Linked DNA regions of Homo sapiens: region 2 is linked to region 1. Evidence: read pairs that join two places in POLR2A ChIA-PET (ENCODE). Cell type or tissue: GM12878. All regions are shown on one strand.

The links. ChIA-PET counts read pairs that join two places held together with the same protein. Peaks named below come from ENCODE experiments on the same cell type or tissue, not always from the same donor. Only the 100,000 strongest peaks of a DNase experiment are listed, where the experiment ranks them.
Region 2: POLR2A ChIA-PET joins it to region 1 with 6 read pairs; 2 of 35 experiments call an interaction of 5 or more read pairs at or near these places.

What each region holds. Positions count from the first base shown.
Region 1 is chr19:50,532,748-50,536,747 of GRCh38, forward strand. All of the region lies in intron 2 of LRRC4B (leucine rich repeat containing 4B), which reads right to left. LOC124904747 (a long non-coding RNA gene) reads left to right here. Exons shown (of 3, transcript XR_007067300.1): 3 at 1,314-2,084. Among named protein-coding and RNA genes, the nearest start is that of ASPDH, 21 kb to the left of the region's middle. RefSeq lists an enhancer at 1,905-1,994. In GM12878, no CTCF peak of the experiment used is centred here; no DNase peak of the experiment used is centred here; H3K27ac peaks cover 1,218 bases.
Region 2 is chr19:50,755,439-50,759,438 of GRCh38, forward strand. It overlaps the pseudogene GPR32P1. Among named protein-coding and RNA genes, the nearest start is that of GPR32, 13 kb to the right of the region's middle. In GM12878, no CTCF peak of the experiment used is centred here; no DNase peak of the experiment used is centred here.

The DNA.
Region 1 (4,000 bases):
CGACTTCTGCATTCCCAGCACGCTATGCAAGGCCAAATTCGTGACAGACTTCGGCCAAGGTCTGCTGAGTAAACAGACTAGAGTGTCTAAGGCTCTTATTGGGGAACACCCTGGTTGTGCTGGTCCCTGTTTCCCTCACGCTTTTTGGCCTGGGTGATAATGCCAACATGTCAAAATCATGTTGACATCAATATGACAGAACTTGGGAACGGAAAAGCATTGGTGTTCTGCTTCCAACCTATTCTGCTTTTTACCTTCGTGTGCACGTCTGAGATCATTAAAGCTACATCACCTTTCTTGTGTTTGTCATCATTTTTACTTTCATGATTTCTGTCCTCATGTTTTAGGTATGTCTTTCGATTTTAAGTCAGTCTGAAATCCTTGTCTTTTAACTGGAAGTTTAGCTCATTTACATTTACTATAATTACTAATATATTTGAAATTCTTCCTATAATGTTATTTTGTGCTTTTTAATTGTCCTGATTTTTATAGCTTATTCTTTCCCCTTTCCTGTCTTCTTTGTATTGACTGAATTTCTTATGATTCCATTTCTTCTCTCTACTGTATTAGAATTTATATATTTTCTCATTATTTAGTGGTTACCCTTAAAATTTAACATGCATACCTAAAGACCAAAGCCAGTTAATTCTTCTCTTCTCCTCCCAAATAATACACAGACCAAAGACCAGTTAATTCTTCTCTTCTCCTCCCAAATAATACAAATACCAAAGACCAGTTCATTCTTCTCTTCTCCTCCCAAATAATACAAAGACCAAAGACCAGTTCATTCTTCTCTTCTCCTCCCAAATGATACAAAGACCAAAGACTAGTTAATTCTTCTCTTCTCCTCCCAAATAATGCAAAGCTGATCTCATCTCTGACTCTAAAACAAAGAGACATCCTGGTCAGCTTCCCAATAAGGTAAAAGGGGGGGAATCATAATTTGTTAACTGCCGATTATTGCCAGAGCTGTGCTAAATGCTCTGAGGTATGATCTCATTTAATCTTTGTGGAAATTCTGTCACATGGGGGTTATCAAGCACATACCCCTGCTCCCTTCATATCTGGTGGTTCATAGCTGAGAAAATGAAGGTTCAGAGAAGTAAAGTCACTTGTCCCCAGTCTCACAGGCTCCAAAGTTGCAGAACCAAGACTCAACGTCTCCTTCTCCTGAGCACAGACATGGGAGTCTCCACCACACCTACCCACCCTAAACTGAAACAGTTGGGCTGTCTGTGGGCTTCACAATGCTTTTTGAGCTGTGGGGCCCATTCATTCTTACATTACCATGTATTGTTTCGCTCATTTGACAGGTTATTTTTTGAGAGCTGCTATGTGTCAAGTGTCATACTGGGCTCTGGGGATCCAGCTGTGGACAAGACAGACAAAGCCCTGTCTTCCTAGATCCTGGCCTCAGAGAAGAAGAGAGACACTAAACAAAACAATTATGCCAACAATCATTTAACCAGCAAAGGTGTACACAGATCGTGGAGGCTGCCCTGGTTGCAGGGGGAGGCAGGCCTGGGGCCCCTCCAAGGCCTGATTTGAAACACCCTAGACCAGATCACCTCTGAAGTTGTGAGTGTCATCACCCTCATGGCCCTGACACAGAGTAGGATGGGCAAGGTGGGGATTGGTTCTTGACGCAGGTAAATCCTCCTGCCCCCTCACCCTAACATCTTTAGCCTGACGAAGATGTTGACATTTTGTCCTACAGTAGAGGACCTAGGCCTGGGGCCACCTCTGACAGCCACATAGCTGCCCACACTTCCAAGTTCCCTGGATCTTCAGCCCCCATCTGCTGAGCCCACCTCCACCTATGCTGGGCTCTGGGACAGATCTCAATGATGCAGATGTGAATCCGGCAAAGGGACGTGGCCCCCATCAATGACTGCCTTCTAACCCCGATGGGGACTTTCCTTTTATCCTGCAACTTGGCCTGTGTAGGGGGACTTTCCACTTTGGTTGTGGTAGGTAAATATTACTAAAGCTGAAAAAAATCCCACTGAGATCTGTTGGGGTTTTTAAGAAAATAAATTGTGAAGAAATTCCTTATTAAAAATGTAACTGTGGTAAGAAAACAATTAAGTGAACTGTTCATCTTAACATTATAAATTGTATTTATTTATATTTATTTATTTATTTGAGACAGAGTCTTGCTCTGTCACCAGGCTGGAGTGCAGCGATCTCAGCTCACTGCAACCTCTGCCTCCCGGGTTCAAGTGATTCTCCTGCCTCAGCCTCCCGAGTAGCTGGGATTACAGGCGCCTGCCACCACACCCAGCTAATTGTTTGTATTTTTAGTAGAGACAGGGTTTCACTGTGTTAGCCAGGATGGTCTCGATCTCCTGACCTCATGATCTGCCCGCCTTGGCCTCCCAAAGTGCTGGGATTACAGGCGTGACCCACCACGCCCGGCCTGTTTATTTATTTATTTATTTTTAAGACAGGATCTTGCTCTATTGCTCAGGCTGGAGTGCAGTGGCATGATTTCAGCTCACTGCAGCCTCCGCCTCCTGGGTTCAAGTGATTCTCCCACCTTAGCCTCCTGAGTAGCTGGGATTGCAGGTGCAAACAACCACACCAGGCTAATTTTTGTATTTTAGTAGAGACAAGGTTTCACCAAGTTGGCCGGGCTGGTCTCCAACTCCTGACCTCAGGTGATCTGCCTGCCTCTGCCTCCCAGAGTGCTGGGATTACAGACGTGAACCACTGCACTCGGCCTGTTTTTATGTTTTGAATATAATGAGTCAATCACAAAAGTTTAGCAAGCTTACTGTTGTTTGTGTGTGTGTGTTAATTTTTTTACATTCAGATTTTAAAAACCGTTATTTGTCACATCAACTGTCTTTATGATGACTTCTCATATTTCTTGCTTGTCCCTGAGACAAGGAACTTGTGCCTCCCTCTCCAACAGGGACTTCCCTGATGCCATGACTGGCAGCACTGCAGGGGCCGTTGTGGGCCCCTGATTCTCACACTGACCCGGCTCAGGCCTAGACGTCCCTGTCTCCCTCCTCCCATTCATCCTCCTGGGAGTGGCCTCCTGAGCCCTTCTGGGACCAGGCCCTGGCCTGGGTGGAAAGTCTGGCTGGATGGCTACCCGCCTCCCACCCTTCCCCACCACCAGGAGCCCAGAGAGGCATCTGAACCTGGGTGTAAACAACAAGGGGATGAGATCTATATCAGAGGCATGTGCAAGACCAAGCAAGGCAGCAGGACTTTGCCTAAGGCACCTGCGGGTGGGGTGGGAGAGTGGGGTTAAGCTGAGGCACAGGCCATGGGCCTACACCGCTTCCTGGGCAGCCTTCCCTGGCCTCCCCTCACTATGTTCAGCTCAGCAGCCCCCCGCCAGCTCGTGCACGCTGCTACTGGACTTGTTTACCTTCCTTTTTTTTTTTTTTATGATGGAGTCTCGCTCTGTCGCCCAGGCTGGAGTGCAATAGCATGATCTCAGCTCACTGCAACCTTCGCCTCCCAGGTTCAAGCGATTCTCCTGCCTCACCCTCCCGAGTATCTGGGATTACAGTAACACATCACCACACCTGGCTAATTTTTGTATTTTTAGTAGAGATGGGGTTTCACTACGTTGGTCAGGCTGGTCTCAAGCTCCTGACCTCAAGTGAGCACCCGCCTCAGCCTCCCGAAGTGCTAGGATTACAGGCGTGAGCCACTGTGCCCGGATGAGACTTGCCGACTTTCTGAACGACCTCTTTCTGCACGCAGTGTCGAGAGGGCAGGGATCTCTGTATGTCCTGCTCTCTGGGCCTCGGGTGGTGCCTGGCACACACTAGGTGCTCAATAAACAAATCAGGGCTGCACTGAATGCTGCAGATGGATTAGCCGGGGCTGTTCAGACACAGGAGGGACAGCCCATGCAGGGAGAAAGATGCACGGGTCTCAGCTCAGCTCCTAGACTCGCCACGGGGTGGTGACGAGACCACGGCATCCTTGTGAGGATTAAACTGTCTCGATATCTGTAAGCCATGGAGAAGAGCGC
Region 2 (4,000 bases), 220 kb after region 1:
CCTGCTGGCATCTAAATTCTGACTCCCACATGCCCGTACCCAGCCAGGAACCCCTCTGTAATTTTTTTGTTTTAATTTTGAGACAGAGCCTCACTTTGTCACCCAGACTGGAGTGCTGTGGTGTGATCTTGCCTCACTGTAACCCCCATCTCCTGGGTTCAAGCGATTCCCCTGCCTCAGCCTCCCGAGTAGCTAGGATTACAGGCACCTGCAACCACACCCATCTAATTTTTGTATTTTTAGTAGAGATGGGGTTTTGCCATGTTGGCCAGGCTGGTCTCAAACTCCTGACCTCAGGTGATCCGCCCACCTCGGCCTTCCAAAGTGCTGGGATTACAGGCGTGAGCCACTGTGCTGGGCCCCCTCCTGTAATCTTGCTGCCGGTATCCAGCTGCCTAAGTGAACTTTCCCCGGGATGTCTTACAGGCATTTCAAAGGCGAAGTGACCAACCCGGAGCTCCTGGTCTTACCCCAAACCTGAGCTCCTGGTCTTACCCCAAACCTGCTCTCCTGCAGTCTCCCCCATCCCAGTGCACAGCAACTCCAGCTTCCATCGGTTCAAAAGTCCTGCAGTCACCCCGACACTGCTCTCCCTCTCACCTCACACATCCAGCCCAGCAGCAAATCTAGCCAGCTCCACCTTGACCCTGGAATCTGCTTCCCACCCCCTCCTCTGACATCACCCTGGTCCCCATCCCCATCACTGCCCACCTGGGTTACTGCAGCAGCTTCCTCCCGGCCTCCTGCTTCCATCCCACCCCCTCAGTCTAGTCTCAACCTTAAAGTCACAGTGATTGTTAAGACCTAAGTCAGATATTGTTCCTTCTCTGCTCAACAGTCTCTTGTAACTCCCATCTCACTCACAGGAAAGGCCAGGAGAGTCTGCACTATGACTCACAGGGTCCTGCTCCATCTGTCCGCTTCCCTCTCTGCCTTCACGTCTCACCTCTCTTCCCATTGCCCACGTGGCTCCAGCCACACCGGCCTCCCTGCTGTTCCTTGAGCATTCCAGGCACCGTCCTGCCTCAGGACCTTTGCACAAGCTGCTGGTTCTGCCTGAAGGGCTCTTCCTCCAGATACGTATGTGCCTCACTTTGTCATTTCCTCCAAAACTTTGCTCAAATGTTATATTCTTTTTTTTTTTTTTTGTAATAGTCTCTCCCTGTCTCCCATGCTGTAGTGCAATGGCGTGATCTCGGCTCACTGCAACCTCTGCCTCCCGGGTTAAAGTGATTCTCCTGCCCTAACCTCCCGAGTAGCTGGGATTACATGTGTGTGCTACCACGCCCAGCTAATTTTTTTGTGTTTTTAGTAGAGACGGGGTTTCACCACGTTGGCCAGGATGGTCTTGAACCCTTAATCTCAGGTGATCCTCCCGCCTTGGCATCCCAAAGTGTTGAGATTACAGGCATGAGCCACCGAGCCTGGCCAAATGTTATATTCTTATTGAGGTCTTCCCTGACAACCCCGTTTAATGTACCAGTGTCCCCTTTCTGCTTTCCGTCTTGTCCCTCACATTCTCAATTCTCCTTAACTTGATTTTTTTTTTTTTTTTTTGGAGATGGAGTCTCACTCTGTCGCCGAGGCTGGAGTGCAGTGGCCTGATCTCGGCTCCCTGCAACCTCCAACCTCCCAGGTTCAAGTGATTCTCAGCCTCCCGAATACCTGGGATTACAGGTGTGCACCACCATGCCTGGCTAATTTTTGTATTTTTAGTAGAGACAGGGTTTCGCCCTGTTGAGCAGGCTGGTCTCGAACTCCTGACCTCAGGTGATCTGCCTGCCTTGACCTCCCAAAGTGTTGGGGTTACAGGCGTGAGCCACTGCACCCGGCCAAAAAATTTTTAATTATTTATTTTTTATAGAGACTGGGTCTCACTATGTTGGCCACCTTGGACTGGAACTCCTGACTTCATCCAGTCCTTCTGCTTCAGCCTCACAAAGTGCTGTGATTACAGGCATGACCCTCCACACCTGGCCCCCTCCACTTTACTTATTATTTTTCCATAACACTTGGCAATCTTCTAAAGCAGTATATCATGAATTAATTTATTATATGTATTATACCTGACATCTCCCACTGGGATGTAAGTTCCACGAGGGCTTGTTTTGTTACATGAGTTATCTCTGGTACTTAGAGCAATATTATTGTGTCCAGTGAGCCGAGATCGTGCCATTGCACTGCAGCCTGGGTGACACAGCAAGACTGTGTCTCAAAAAAAAAAAAAAAAAGAAAGAAAGAAAGAAAAAAGAACAGTATTATTGGGTCATAAAAAGCATTCAGGCTGTGCTCAATGTCTCACACTTGTAATCCCAGCACTCTGGGAGGCCAAGGTGGGAGGATCACTTGAAGCCAATAGTTGAAGAGTAGCCTGGGCAACACAGCAAGACCCCATCTCTACAGAAAAGAAAACTAAGGCTAGGCACAGTGGCTCACACCTGCAATCCTAGCATTTTGGAGGCTGAGGTGGGTGGATCATGAGGTCAGGAGTTGGAGACCAGCCTGGCCAAAATCATAAAACCCCGTCTCTACTAAAAACACAAAAATTAGCCAGGCGTGGTGGCGTGTGCATGTAGTTCCAGCTACTTGGGAGGCTGAGGCGGGAGAATTGCTTGAACCTGGTAGGTGGAGGTTGCAGTGAGCCGAGATCAGGCCACTGCACTCCAGCCTGGGAGACAGAGCAAGACTGCATCTCAAAAAAAATAAATAAATAAAAAAAATTAAAAAAATTAGCCAGGCATGGTGGTAAGTGCCTGTAGTCCCAGCTACTCCAGGAAGCTGAGGTGGGAGGATCTCTTGAGCCTAGGAAGTGGAGGCTGCAGTGATCTATGATTGTACCATTGCACTCCAGCCTGGGTGACAGAATGTGACCCTGTCTCAAAAAGAATAATAATAATAATCATTCCATAAAAAGTATCAAATGGAGAAATAAATCATCAGTGGGGTCTCGGAGGGGACCAGGGGCTGCAGTGACAGGCAACCTGGGGCCCTGACACAGGGTCATTCCTGTTCCAGGAAGATGAATGCTTCCAGATGCCTGTCTGAGGAAGTGGGGTCCCTCCGCCCTCTAACCATGGCTGTCCTGTCTGCCTCCTTTGTCGTCGGAGTGCTGGGCAATGGGCTGGTGCCGTGGGTGACTGTCTTCCGCATGGCCCGCACAGTCTCCACCGTCTGCTTCTTCCACCTGGCCCTTGCCGATTTCATGCTCTCACTGTCTCTGCCCATCCTCGTGTACTATATTGTCTCCAGGCAGTGGCTCCTTGGAGAGTGGGCCTGCAAACTCTACACCGGTTTTGTGTTCCTCACCTTCTCCACCAGTAACTGCCTCCTGGTCCTCATCTCTGTGGACCGTTGCATCTCTGTCCTCTACCCCGTCTGGGCCCTGAACCACCGCACTGAGCAGAGGGCGAGCTGGCTGGCCTTCGGGGTGTGGCTCCTGGCCGCCGCCTTGTGCTCTGCGCACCTGAAATTCCGGACAACCAGAAAATGGAATGGCTGTATGCAGTGCTACTTACAGTTCAACTTGGAGAATGAGACTGCCCAGATGTGGACTCAGGAGGTCTTTGGGAGACAAATGGCGGTGATCATGGCCCACTTCCTGCTGGGCTTCCTGGGGCCCTTAGCAATCATAGGCACCTGCGCCCACCTCATCCGGGCCAAGCTCTTGCGGGAGGGCTGGGTCCATGCCAACCGGCCCAAGAGGCTGCTGCTGGTGCTGGTGAGCGCTTTATCTGCTGGTTCCCATTTAACGTGATGCTGTTGGTCCATCTGTGGCGACGGGTGATGCTCAAGGAATTCTACCACCCCCAGATGCTGCTCATCCTCCAGGCTAGCTTTGCCTTGGGCTGTGTCAACAACTGCCTCAACCCGTTCCTCTACGTCTTCGTTGGCAGAGATTTCCAAGAAAAGTTTTTCCAGTCTTTGACTTCTGCCCTGGCGAGGGCGTTTGGAGAGGAGGAGTTTCTGTCATCCCGTCCCCGTGGCAACGCCCCCCGGGAAT